Linked DNA regions of Homo sapiens: region 1 is linked to region 2. The links are chromatin contacts, found by Hi-C or POLR2A ChIA-PET in ENCODE. All regions are on one chromosome and are shown on one strand. Each heading gives the region's core, a stretch centred on a gene start or an enhancer-like site at or near the end of the contact. The rest is flanking DNA. Distances are from core to core; before and after follow the strand shown.

Region 1 (6,182 bases), core at 2,368-4,867, 130 kb after region 2:
TGTTAAGCTCCTCCTCTGTGCTAGGCATTGCTGCAGTCACCGGACTTGTGTCACAGGCCACCCTTGTCCAGCAGCGAGGGCTCCTGGAAGGATCTCTGTCACTGTCATCAAGATGAAGTGGTGGTGCTGCTGCTGCCAGCCCTGTGACTTTGAGCAAGTAGCTTACTTTCTCTAGTTTGCAGTTTATTTGTGTATAAACTGGAGACACTAACACCAACCTGGTAGAGCCTCTGGGAAGGCCAGCAGAGTGTTGCACACAGGCCATCATTGTCATCAGCATCGTCATTGTCATCGTCATCCTCACGGCGATAGTGGTTTGAGGGCAGAGGTTGAGGACCCTTTGAGAGGGTTTTGGAGTTTCCCAGAGAAGCTGAATCGGCTACACATGATGGATGAGGCCAGCTGTTTTTGTGCTGAGGTGAAGTGGGTTCAGTGTCCCAGAGACTGTTGCCTTGGAGTCATCGGAATCCTCCTCTTCCTAGAGCACTGCCTCCAGCTTCCTCTTCTTGGAAGCCTGCCCTGATTCCTGCAGTCCTCAGCCTTCCTTCCTCCCCACGGCTCCACAGTTTGCCCAGGGAAGCTGGAAGCATCACACTCTGCCCAGGCCCCTGCTCTGGCCCAGTGTGTTTCCTTGAAAGGACGTGTGTCATCTAGAAGCCTGCAGCCCCGAGTCCTAACAATGGTTACCCCCAGGGAAGGCGTGAAGGTCAGAGGGGACACTGGCTTTATCTGTAAGATTGTTTTTTTTTTAAAAAAAGAATGAATTGGCATGTTCTTTGTCTAATTAAAAATCAAATGAATAAAGACCAAATACCCTGCCTGATTCCACAGTGGGGCAGAGGGAATGGTGACACTGTTTCCCCCTTTCCTTGTTAGCTTTGTGCCCCCTGATGAGTCTGGGGCCCCTGAGAGGATGATCAGAATCTCACACGTCTTGGTGACCCAGTCCCCTTCAGGCCTGCCTGGCTGGCACGTGAGCTCTTGATTTCATCGTCAGGGAAACCAAGTCTCTGCAGACGTCATTGCTGTCCTTGGGGTGATAAGGGCGCGTCATGTCTGTCGTTCTGCCACCTAGCCGTGCTGTGATAAGGCACAGCATCTGCTTGTCCTTGGAGGGCGAAATAAATTTAGATGTGTCGGGTTTGGAACATCAGGTGACCTGTCCGCAGCTGGAGCTCTCAGGAGGGAAGGGTGGCCCCGCTGTCTTTGCGGTGTTAGTCTCACCTCCCCACTACGGCCGGAAGCTCCTTGAAAGAGAAGGCACGAGCTCAGGCACATGCAAGATGCCCAGCGATACTGTCCGTGGGTTTCTTGTTTGGACAGTCTTAGAATGGAGTGGTGGCAGGGATTTTACAGATCACCTGGAGTTGTGGTTTTCAAAGACTGCTCTGCAGGGAGAGTGTGTGATCTAGACCAGGCTTTTACCCAATTGGGCTTTATTTTACCTTTTATATTTGGGCTTCCGTGTCAGATTTCATTCTAGGGCTAAATTTGAGTTTGAAACGCACTGTTCTAGGCCAGGTCTCCCATTTCCAGATAAGTGAACTGAGTCCCAGAGAAACAAGGTCTTGCCAGGGTCTTCCCATGATTTGACTCCAAGGCAGGCTCTCTCCCCTACTGCGTTAGTTTTTCCTGAGGTTGCCATAGTGAAATACCAGAGACCAGGTGGCTTAAGCAGCAGCAGTTTATTGTCTCACAGTTCTGGAGGCTGGAAGTCCAAGATCAGGGTGTCAGCAGGTTTGGTTCGTTCTGAAGGCTGGGAGGGAGAAGCTGTTTCAGGCCTCTCCCGTGGCTTCTGTGGGTTTGCTGTCATTATTTGGTGTTCTGTGGCTGTAGACTCATCAGCCCTATCCCTGTCTTCACCTTCACTCGGTCTTCTACCTGTGTGAATGTCTGTCTCTAAGTTTCCCCCCCACTTTTTTCTCTTTTTTTTTGAGACAGAGTTTTGCTCTTGTTGCCCAGGCTGGAGTGCAATGGCACGATCTCAGCTCACTGCAACCTCCACCTCCCGGGTTCAAGCAATTCTCCTGCCTCAGCCTCTCGAGTAGCTGGGATTACAGGCACCCGCCACTGTGCCCGGCTAATTTTTTTTATATTTTTAGTAGAGACGGGGTTTCACCAGGTTGCCAGGCTGGTTTTGAACTCCTGATCTCAGGAGATCCTCCTGCCTTGGCCTCCCATAGTATTGGGAGTACAGGCGTGAGCCACCACACCTGGCCAAGTTTCCCCTTTTTCATGAGGACACCACTCATATTGGATTAGGGCCCACCCTAATGACCTCATTTTAACTTGATTATCTCTGTAGCAACGCTCTTTCCAAATAAGGTCACGTTCTGAGGTAATGGGGATTAGGACTTCAGTGTATCTTCTTTAGGGGATCCAGTTGAACCCATAACATATTCACGTGCTCATGTGGTCTGGTGGAGTTAAAGGTAGAGGGGTCAGGGATCCTGATTCCCACCGGGTCTGAGGGTGGACACTCCTTCTCTCCTGAGCCTGGTGGGGAGTTAACCACTGCAGTCCCAGGCTGCTCACTTCCCCAGTGGACCACAGGAATGTCTGTGGGAGGAGCAATTGTTTTCCAGGCCATGTTGCAGCTTTTTCAATCTCCCTGTTTGTTATTGGTTAAGTCATAGTAATTGGTAAATTATTTTGCTAAAAAACACAGAAAATTATAAGGAAAGAAAGTCACCGCTAATTTTACATCTCAGACAGAGCCATAGTTAACGCCTTCATGTAATTTCTTCTAGCTTTTTTCCCCATACATATACATGTGGTTTTGTTTCTTACCTCTTTTCTTAACATAGTATCAAAAATGTTTTCCCTTGTCATTAAAATCTTCATAAATGTGATGTACATTTTTCCATTTGATGCATATTTAGTGAGTGTCAGGCATGGTGGATACATCAGTGAGCAAAGTGCAAAACTTCCCATCTCATGGGCTGCCCTCCTGCAGGTGAAATGACATACTGGGCCATTGGGAGCTCACCTAGTACCCTCAACCCAGCATCCACCCAGGCCCCCGGTCTCTCCCAACCTATGGCTTACTTCCTGTTGGTGAATTCTTCCTTTAAGCGATCTTGAAAATAAGCCCTTGCTTATTTTCAAATGAATAAATGTGAACCCAGAATAAATGTGATTTGTAAAGTTCTCATAACTATCACATGTATATATTCTACTATTTGGGTTTTTTCCACCTAGTTTTTGCCATTACAATTAATGTTCAAATGAACATCTTTGTACTTCATTGTGACATTTTGATCTATGGCTCAAAGTAAGAAAGTCCACTGTCTTTTTGAAGGCCAGAACACAGCAGCCTGTACAGTGCTGTTTGCTTCCTCTGGAATGTTCTTTTCATTTCCAGCTTTGCACTTGCATCCACAGACACCATTAACCTGAAATGTGATGGGGATGGACAAAGTGGATGATGTTTGGCGAGCGGCCTCTGCCTGGCTTGCCTGCCTCGGTTCACTGCAGTCAGCAGGTGTGAGAAGGATTTTTCTGTCTATTTTAAGGCCCCTCACTGAAAATGGGAAAAACAAGCTCGTTTGTGCGGGGGACCTCAAGCCAACACAAGAGCCCAGCCACCCTGCAGCAGCCTGAGCGTGACAGCGTTCTGCCCCATAAAGAGATGCTAGGAAAACACTTTTAATGGTCTCTGCCTAGACTCTGTTTACGGAATTTATTTGCCAGAGCTCAGGCCATTCAGCAGTACCTTGGCAGCAGGGCCCAGCAAAGCTGCAACTCCTGTCTCCCCTCCACGTCTGCCTGGGTGTATTAAACCCCCTTGTTCTGAACACCCCAGAGCTAGTACCCGAAAGGCAGGAGTGGGGGGTTGCAGGGAAGAAAAGCCATGGGTTGTAGGATATTTGGGGCCAATATAAACTTCCAAATTCAAAAACAAAAACTAGCTAGGCTCGGTGGCTCACTCCTATAATCCCAGCACTTTGGGAGGCAGAGGCATGTGGATCGCTTGAGCTCAGAGTTCAAGATCAGCCTGGGCAACATGGCGAAACCTAGTCTCTACTAAAAATACAAAAAATTAGTCAGGCTTGGCAGTGTGAGCCTGTAGTTCCAGCTACTTGGGAGGTTGAGGCAGGAGAAATTGCATGAGCCAGGGAGGCAGAGGTTGCAGTGAGCTGTGATCACACCATTGCACTCCAACCTGGGCGATGGGAGTGAAACTCTGTCTCTATTAAACAAAAACAAAACCAACAACCAAAGAACAACACAAAATTACCCTCCAAAGAGCTAGGGGCATGAGCTACTGTTGGCTGCTAGCTGTGGCCGTTTCCAGCCAGCAGTAGAAAGGAAGATGTAAAATCCTGAAGCATTTTGAGTACTGCTTTGTTTTTTTTCTTTCCTGTTTGACGATTGATGCTGAACCATCTTTAAAGTGTGGTTTTTTTGTTTGTTTGTTTGTTTTGTTTTGTTTTGTTTTTTGAGACAGAGTCTCACTCCGTCACCCATTCTGGAGTGCAGTGATGCAGTCTCACTCACTGCAACCCCCGCCTCCTGGGTTCAAATGATTCTCATGCCTCAGCCTCCCAAGTAGCTGGGATTACAGGTGTGCGCCACCACGCCCAGCTAAATTTTGTATTTTTAATAGAGACAGGGCTTTGCCATATTGGCCAGGCTGGTCTTGAACTCTTGGCCTCAAGTAATCTGCCCACCTCAGCCTCCCAAAGTGGCTGGGATTACAGGTGTCAGCCACCATGCCCAGCCCCAAAACTTACTTTTAATTCCTTTTCTCATTACAAAAATAATATATGTCAATGGTTGCAATTTCCAAAACAATTTTAAAAGGGGAAAATAAAAACTGCCAATGAGATAAGGATAAACACTGTTAACACTTTGGTCTGTTGCCCTTTTGTAGTTTGTTCTGCTTCTAGGGAGAGAATTGTACCAGCCTCGACTATCATCTTCCTTGCCCAGACATCAGATATCATTTAAAATGGAAACCTGTGGGTTGTAGAATCCCCCTTGGACTGGGAGGCAGAAGACCCAGTTTCTTGTGTTACCACTTGGTCCTGTGGCCTTGGGAAAGCCACTTAACCTTGATTTGCTCGTCTTTAAAATGGGGACTCAGTATTCCTCACCTTAGCAGATGGAGTGGCCAAAGGTGTTTCTGGCAGAGAGTGCTTTGCAAAGTGCTGTGCAAATTGCTGGCCAGTTTTGATGTGGGTGTGTGAGCCTTTGGTTGGACAAATGGCCAGAGTAGTTTTCCTGTCTTCTTGGGGGAACTGTGACCCTTTCTCGTAAAGCTGTTCTGTCTCTGATCCTGGTGAACATCACCAGCTTCCTCTAGCTGCCCAGAGCTGCCCCTCCCCTCTGCCCTGCCGTGTGGCACCTGGCCCAGTGCAGTGTCCAGTCCCTCTCCAGGTCCCGATGCCTCGGCCTCCACAGTATCTCCTAGTCTGCCCCTCTCGCCCCATCTCCACCATTTCCACTTGATCCTTGTCCCTGCCTGAACTCCTGTGTCAGCTCCTTGCTCCCTCCAGGCGCACCTACTTCCAACCAAGCTCCATGCAGCAGCCAGGAGGCTCTTTCTGAAATGTCAGTCTGCTCTCGCCACCACCTGCTTCAGTAGCTTTCCACTGCTGTCAGGACAGAGTCCAGAGGTCTTGCTGAAGCTGACCAGGCCCGGCCTCTCCGCCCTTGCTGACTGCTTCAGCTTCACCCCTGCCGCTCATCTCCTGACTTAGCCATTCCTTCATGTTTCTTCTTTTCTCCAGGCCTTTGCCTGGGCTGTTCCCTCTGCTGGATACACTTCCCTAACCCTGCTTGGTAATCAACTCAACCTTAGTCCCCTGCTTCATAGGTCACCTCCTCCAGGAAGCCCTCCCTGGTGACCTCACCTAGTCAGGGTTTGCTCCCCACCCTCATGCTGCCACTGGCCCCACTGTGGTTGTCTGATGACTCACCTTTGTCTTCTGTTTGGCTGTGGGCTCTGTGAGAGTAGAGCCTGGGTCTGCCTGACTGTGTTTTGCCAGCACCCAGCATGAGTGTCTACCCTGTACCAGGCACTTGTAGAATCTTGTTTAGATATTTTGTTCTCCCCTGGAGATGGAAAAACACTCAATCTTCCCAAGTGTTAGACTGATTGCTGATGGGTCTTATTTTTCTCTCTGAGTTCTTTTAAGAGTCCTGGAAATGTGGACTGAGAACAGCTGTCGCATGTC
Region 2 (5,701 bases), core at 1,253-3,752:
CTGTCTGAGAGAGATCCTTTCATTAAAGGTTAGGGCTCTAGGCACGTGAATATGTAGCAAAGACCAAGCCTGGATTGCTTAGAACAGTAATTCCTGGAGTGGTAAGTGCCTGAAAAGTTACCCGCTGAGCCCTCCGCCTTCTGACAGGTAAACTGTTGTTGCCCCCATTTTGCAGACAAGATAAATGAGGCCCTGGGAGACTCACTGACCCAAGTCTAGACACCAGGAAGTGGTGGTGGTGGGTATACTCCCCCAGGAAAGCAGGTAATCTTGGGTTGTTACAATCAGTGACCAGACCAGTTTCCAAGGCCTGGAAGGTTTATTGATTTCTTTATATTCTCCAATGCATAATAACTGTTCTCTGTTTCTCTCGGCACCTCCCTGCGACTTCCTGGCAGCCCTGGGGACAGAGGGTTTCCTCCTTCTGGACAGAGAAGGCCCAGAGTCGGCTTCTGAACGGATATCCGGCCCGCAGGATGCAGAGGAGGCAAAGGCCTCATTGTTCTTTGGGGCCTGCCTGCCCCGCCCCCAGCTGTAGGACACTCGTGGCAGATCCCGGGTGACCGAAGACAGCCCATTTCCAGGAGTGGGGCCTTCGGAGCGGAGGGAGCAAGGAAACGGGGCTGAGCACAGACCTGGAGTCTGATGTTCTGAGCATAACACTGGAAGGAGCTAAGAGCCCCAAAATAAATAAGACCGGAATTTAAAAACGTTAATCCCACGCCGGCTTGGCGCTGGCCTGGCTGTTACTCATTAACGCTCCCCACGGCGGAGACTCCGGCGACTCCGTCTGCGTTTTTATTACTTAATCTGGCTGGGTTTGGCTGCAGGGAGGCTCGTGGATTTGCTGGCCGGGTGTGCTGGAAGGCAGTTTATTCACAGAATAAGCAGCTTCCCACGCTGGACCCTGAGCCCCAGGCGCCGTCCGCGTAGACCCCGCGCCGCGCACCGCGGCCGGCGGGGGGCGCTCGGGTCGCACCGAGAGCAGCGCGGGCAGCCAGCGCCGGGTCGCAGCCGACCCGCAGAGCCCTTCGCGCCCTCCGAGGAAACAAAGTGCATCTTTGTCCGCGGCCCGAGGCGCCGCGTGGGAGACGCTGGGCAGGGGCCAGGCCGGGCCGGCCGCCGCCGCGTGCGGGGACCCTGGGCGCGCGTCACTGACCCGGGACTCAGACCCTCGCGGGCCTGGCGCGGACCGGAGGAAGCGGGCTGTGGCGCGCGGCCGAGCTGGCAGCCCTCCCACTCCGAGCACGGCTCGGGACCCGCACTGGCTCCTGCCGGGCCGCGGCGCTTCACGCGCCGTCACCGGGGCCCGTGCACTCCGCTTTCCGGGCTGGCGACGGGGCGGGAAGGGGGCAAGCGGGAGCCTGCGGGGGGGTGCTGGGGACTTCGGCTTGGCTGGGCCGCCTTTGAGTCGCCTGTCGGCCGGGCGGTGCCCGCCTTCGCTTTCGGTGCCGTCCCGGGGCGGGTCCTCGCTCCGACAGCCGCGCGCCAGCCCAGCTCAGCCCCGGCGCCGCGCGGCCGGGAGGACTCCAGCTCCCAGCAGGCCCCGCGCCGCGAGCACCGAGGCAGGAGGCGCGCCTGGGCCGGCGCTTGCGCAGTGCGGCCGCCCGAGCCTGCTAGTACCACACCCCCGGGAGGGACTGAGGGGAGGCAGAAGCATCCGAGGCATTAAAGCATCCGAGGGAGCCGGAGGGGAGGAGAATGGAGTGACAGAGACACGCGGAGGGTGGGGGGTGGGGGGGAGCGTGTTGAGGGAGGGGGGAGGGGGGACACAGAGGGAGGAAGAAGCGGCGGCGGCGGCGGCGGCGGCGGCGGCTCCTCTTTGCAGAGGGGGAAACTCTTGGGCTGAGAGCAGGAATAATGCGGTAGGCAAGGCGGGCTGCTGGCTCCCCCGGCTCCGGCAGCAGCGGCGGCAGCCCGAGCAGCGGCAGCAGCAGCGGCAGCACCCCAGGCGCTGACAGCCCCGCCGGCCGGCTCCGTTGCTGACCGCCGACTGTCAATGGAGCTGGAAAACATCGTGGCCAACACGGTCTTGCTGAAAGCCAGGGAAGGTAAGAGGCAGGGCCGGTACGTGCCCGGCGCGTCCGCCGCGGGCCAGGGTGCGGGTGTCGGGTGGCGTGCGGGCTGGGGCTGCGCCCGTGCAGGATGCCCGCTGCCGGCGAGTGGGTCGCGAGCAGGACACTTCGGAGAGCGGCTCTGCAGACCCTTCAGGGTTCCTGCCTTGGGGCTCAGAGAATCTGGACTTGGGCTGAGAAGGTTGCAGGGATTTGGATGCTAACATATCTCCTAGTTTCCAGCGCTCGCCCTGCAGAGCGTGCCATCTCGGCAGCTGTTGAAAGGTCAGTTGGAAAAGCATTCATTCGGGGAGCGACGAGCAAACATGCACATAAAATAGCGTTTCAAGTCGGCCCGGGATGGTTCTGTGTGAACTGGTGTGTGTGTTCGAGGGGCGGGGGTGGAATGAGCAGAAGCCAAGTCTTTGCCTGCGCAGGCTGAGTTGATATAGACTATTGCTGGAAACCATCCGCTGGGATGTTTCTTAGGGAAATCCCGTCGTGTGGAAGGAAGCCTTTTAAAGGCAAAGTCAGATGTTGAGGAATTAGCCTTTTCATAGAATTATCAAAGGATGGCTGTACAGACCACCTAGAAAATAATTCAGTATTTCAGGTTTTTCTTTTCTGGGAGTGTGATAACTGAAATTGTTAGATTTTGGCTCAGTTAAGAAAAGAAAGGTAAGTGTGCTGGTGCTTTAGATACGTTTTCTATGCAAATCATTAGATTTCCTGCATTTAGCTGGCAGGAAATATTGTCTAAATGGAGTGTGTAAGATCCTGAGTCAAACCCTAAGAACGCATATTTTGACTCTTCCTTTTGATGAAAAACAGAAAAAAGGGGGGGGAGGCAGAAACTTGGGTGCTTCCTGAAATGATTGTGTTGTGTCCATGTAAACATATGTATTTAGGAATACCTGGAATTTATGTCGCATATTTTCCTTTTTTTTTTCTGGTCAAGATTTGAGCTCTAGTGTGCGACCTTTTTCATAAAAGGGGAAGAGGTTTTTCCCTTTCACGGGAGAACGCTTTATTTGATACAAGGTAGAAGGCAGACTGAGTAAGGGCTTGAGTTTAGAAGGATACTCGGTGAGCAGCCCATGAAAATGTCTTACCTGCTTAATATTTTCATTCACCTACTTTGATGAATGAAGGGAAGAATTTCTGGCCAGCAATAAAACGATTCGTGTTTATTCAGCCCGTTCCATCACCTTGTGGCTCCCTACACACTGTGGGGGTAGGTGATGCATAGCCTTCCGTGGGCAGCGTTTCAGCAACTCAACCCGGCATTCGTGTCTTACTTTCGTCGTCACTTGTCACTCTAAAGCAGCCAGTGGGCAAGAAGGTTTATTTCAGAAGCCCCGAAGGGAGGCAGTGCTTTGAAAACCCCAGCAGAGTTTAAAATATTCAGGTTAGTCTCCCTCCCATTGCTTAGCTTTGGTGGGAATAAATTTTTAGGAGAGGCTTGTTACTTGGTGACTTCAGGTTCTAAGGCCTGAGCTGTGTGTGTGTGTGTGGTTTTTTTTTTTTTTTTTTTTTTTTTTTCCTAACCTGACATTTTTAGTGGACAGGATCTAGGTGGGTGCTGGTAGGCTCTCCTCTGGGTTGGGGAATGGTCCTGAAAGGGAGGAAGCAGAGAAAACAGCCCTCCACCTCCCCCGCCCCTCTTTCAGCCTTTGCAGCTGGCCACCTAGTGGTGGGACACGGTTGTGTATCTCAGGATTCGGGGGCTGGGAAAGTTTTCACTCTCGCTCCATTCTGAAATTATTTCTTGGGAAATCACTGGGTCTGATGGTACTGGAGCCTTGCAAGTTTCGCTGGTTCCTCCTGTTGCCCAGGGAATCTGCCCCCGACATTTGCTGCTGTAGATATTTGTTTGCCTGATAGATGCTTTTTTTCTTCCCTGAGCATTTGGTTGCTTCTTTTATAATGCTTTGCTTAGAGTGGGCAAAGTGATATCAATTCCACCCGCCCCCTCCAAATTGTTCTCCCCAGTATTTTTTCACCAACGTGAATTTACTGTCTGATATTGTTGTTCGTTAGGCCAACAAATTGGGTTTTTTTCCCAGAGCCTTGGAGAAGAGAGCTGCAGGCTGGAAGCTTGTGTGGAGTGACCGACTCCCATTGGGGCAGAATTACAGTGATTGAAAGTGCTCAAGAATGTGCCTTTCACTTTTTTTTTTCCTTTTAAAGGCTTTTTCAATTTTGCTGTGAGAGTTTGGTCGTCATCTCATGGTGAGAAAATAGCTCTTGATGATGCCTTGGAAATGGAGAGGGCCTGCGGAAGCAGGGAGAGACTGACACGTGAACAAGAAAAATTAATCATTTAATGGAAACCTCATTTACAATTTGCATCTCTCCCCTTCTTTCTCTCTTATGCCTAGAGGAAAGCCATGATTTTAAGTGCTTCCAGTTTCTTTTGGCTGGGCCTTTATTAGAGACTTGAGCCCATATATCCTAATTAGTGTGGACACTTTTAGAAATTAAAGCAATTTATGTTTCTCTTCTCAGTTCTCATATATTTGAATTTATTTTACTAAACTTAGTAGTTCTCCAAATAACCATATTATCTAAATATTCAGAAATGAAATCTTCAGTCAGTTTAGTGAAATATCTAATATAAAACAGTATATTAAAAAAATCTGAGTTGTTTAAAAGGTTTAAAAACACTTCTTAAAGATTCTTGTCAGTGGTTACAGATGAGAAATATAATTGGCAAATGTGAAATTTAATTTAGTTCACTTAACAAAATACACCGTAAGCAATTTAAAATTTGGCTTTCAAGTAAAAGTCACATTTGTCCCAAACAATAGAGAAACAGACCTTGAAGAAAGACAGGCACACTTTGAAAATGCTGTAAAATAATTTGTAGTTGTCCATGTTGGTGGGTAACACTGGGACCTATCTTTTCTTTTTGTTTTGCATTAAAGACAGATGGCTCCTAAATTCACTGTATCTTCAAAGTCTTACCGTAATAAGACATAATATAAAGTGGAAAGCATTAATGTAGCAATAAAATAGAAAGCCTGTAAGTGGATTAGAGTAAAATGATGGATTGTTAGTAATTAGAAAATATAGCAAGCAAGCTTCATGAACACTTGTGATAATTATTTTAAAATAAGAAAAGGTAGAGGTATGGGTTCAAGATTTTGAACCACGGAAATGTATTTTGGGGCCTGTTTATTTGTCCTGGGTCTCATGAGAAAACATCAACTCGATCACTCTTAGGAACTTTAGATTGCTCTCCTAAAAAGTGCTTAAGGAAAAAAAGAAAGAAGTTGAGACTGAATTCATGGCAATTTATGGGAATGAGCTAAGTGATTAAGCATTTCATGAAAAAGAGGCCCAGACTAACTCTATCTATTTATTTACATTTCAGAATCTCAGAAAATTGGCAGGCGACCTAATGTTGAAATAATAATGAGAAGGAGAGTTTGCTGAGTGCCTTTTGTGTGTTTCTTTTTGGTTTTATTGTTGCAGTAAAGGTTTTTGTGTTTTTCTCATCTTCTAGATCTGTTGCCTTTCTTCTGAGTGAACAGTGGTGAGAAAAAATTTTGCAAGGCCCCGCTTTTCCTTTCTTCACAGGCCAGCAGTAGCCATATCTGATCAAAAAAGATACCTGAAGGAATATTGATCACATTTTCCTGAGG

The links. A loop is a pair of places that touch in the nucleus more often than their neighbours do. ChIA-PET counts read pairs that join two places held with the same protein, here RNA polymerase II (POLR2A). Pooled maps may share reads with other maps.
Region 1: a map of heart left ventricle shows a loop between it and region 2 (4-fold over the local background). The contact joins the promoter of GRK5-AS1 here to the promoter of GRK5-IT1 in region 2. A Hi-C loop is called at or near these places in 9 of 168 maps with a recorded cell type or tissue (A673, HepG2, MCF 10A and 4 more) and 14 of 50 pooled maps. POLR2A ChIA-PET finds 5 or more read pairs at or near these places in 9 of 52 experiments (A673, AG04450, HepG2 and 5 more).

Annotation. Positions count from the first base shown.
Region 1 is chr10:119,335,703-119,341,884 of GRCh38, forward strand. GRK5-AS1 (GRK5 antisense RNA 1) reads right to left here and starts at 3,618. Exons shown (of 2, transcript XR_946357.4): 1 at 219-3,618. All of the region lies in intron 2 of GRK5 (G protein-coupled receptor kinase 5), which reads left to right. RefSeq lists enhancers at 4,998-5,591, 5,592-6,182.
Region 2 is chr10:119,205,919-119,211,619 of GRCh38, forward strand. It overlaps GRK5-IT1 (GRK5 intronic transcript 1), which reads left to right and starts at 2,503. Exons shown (of 2, transcript NR_186528.1): 1 at 2,503-2,732; 2 at 5,563-5,701. It overlaps GRK5 (G protein-coupled receptor kinase 5), which reads left to right and starts at 1,653. Exons shown (of 16, transcript NM_005308.3): 1 at 1,653-2,051. The coding sequence starts at 2,000. RefSeq lists enhancers at 160-239, 350-399, 420-529 and silencers at 870-1,699, 1,910-1,979, 2,030-2,079.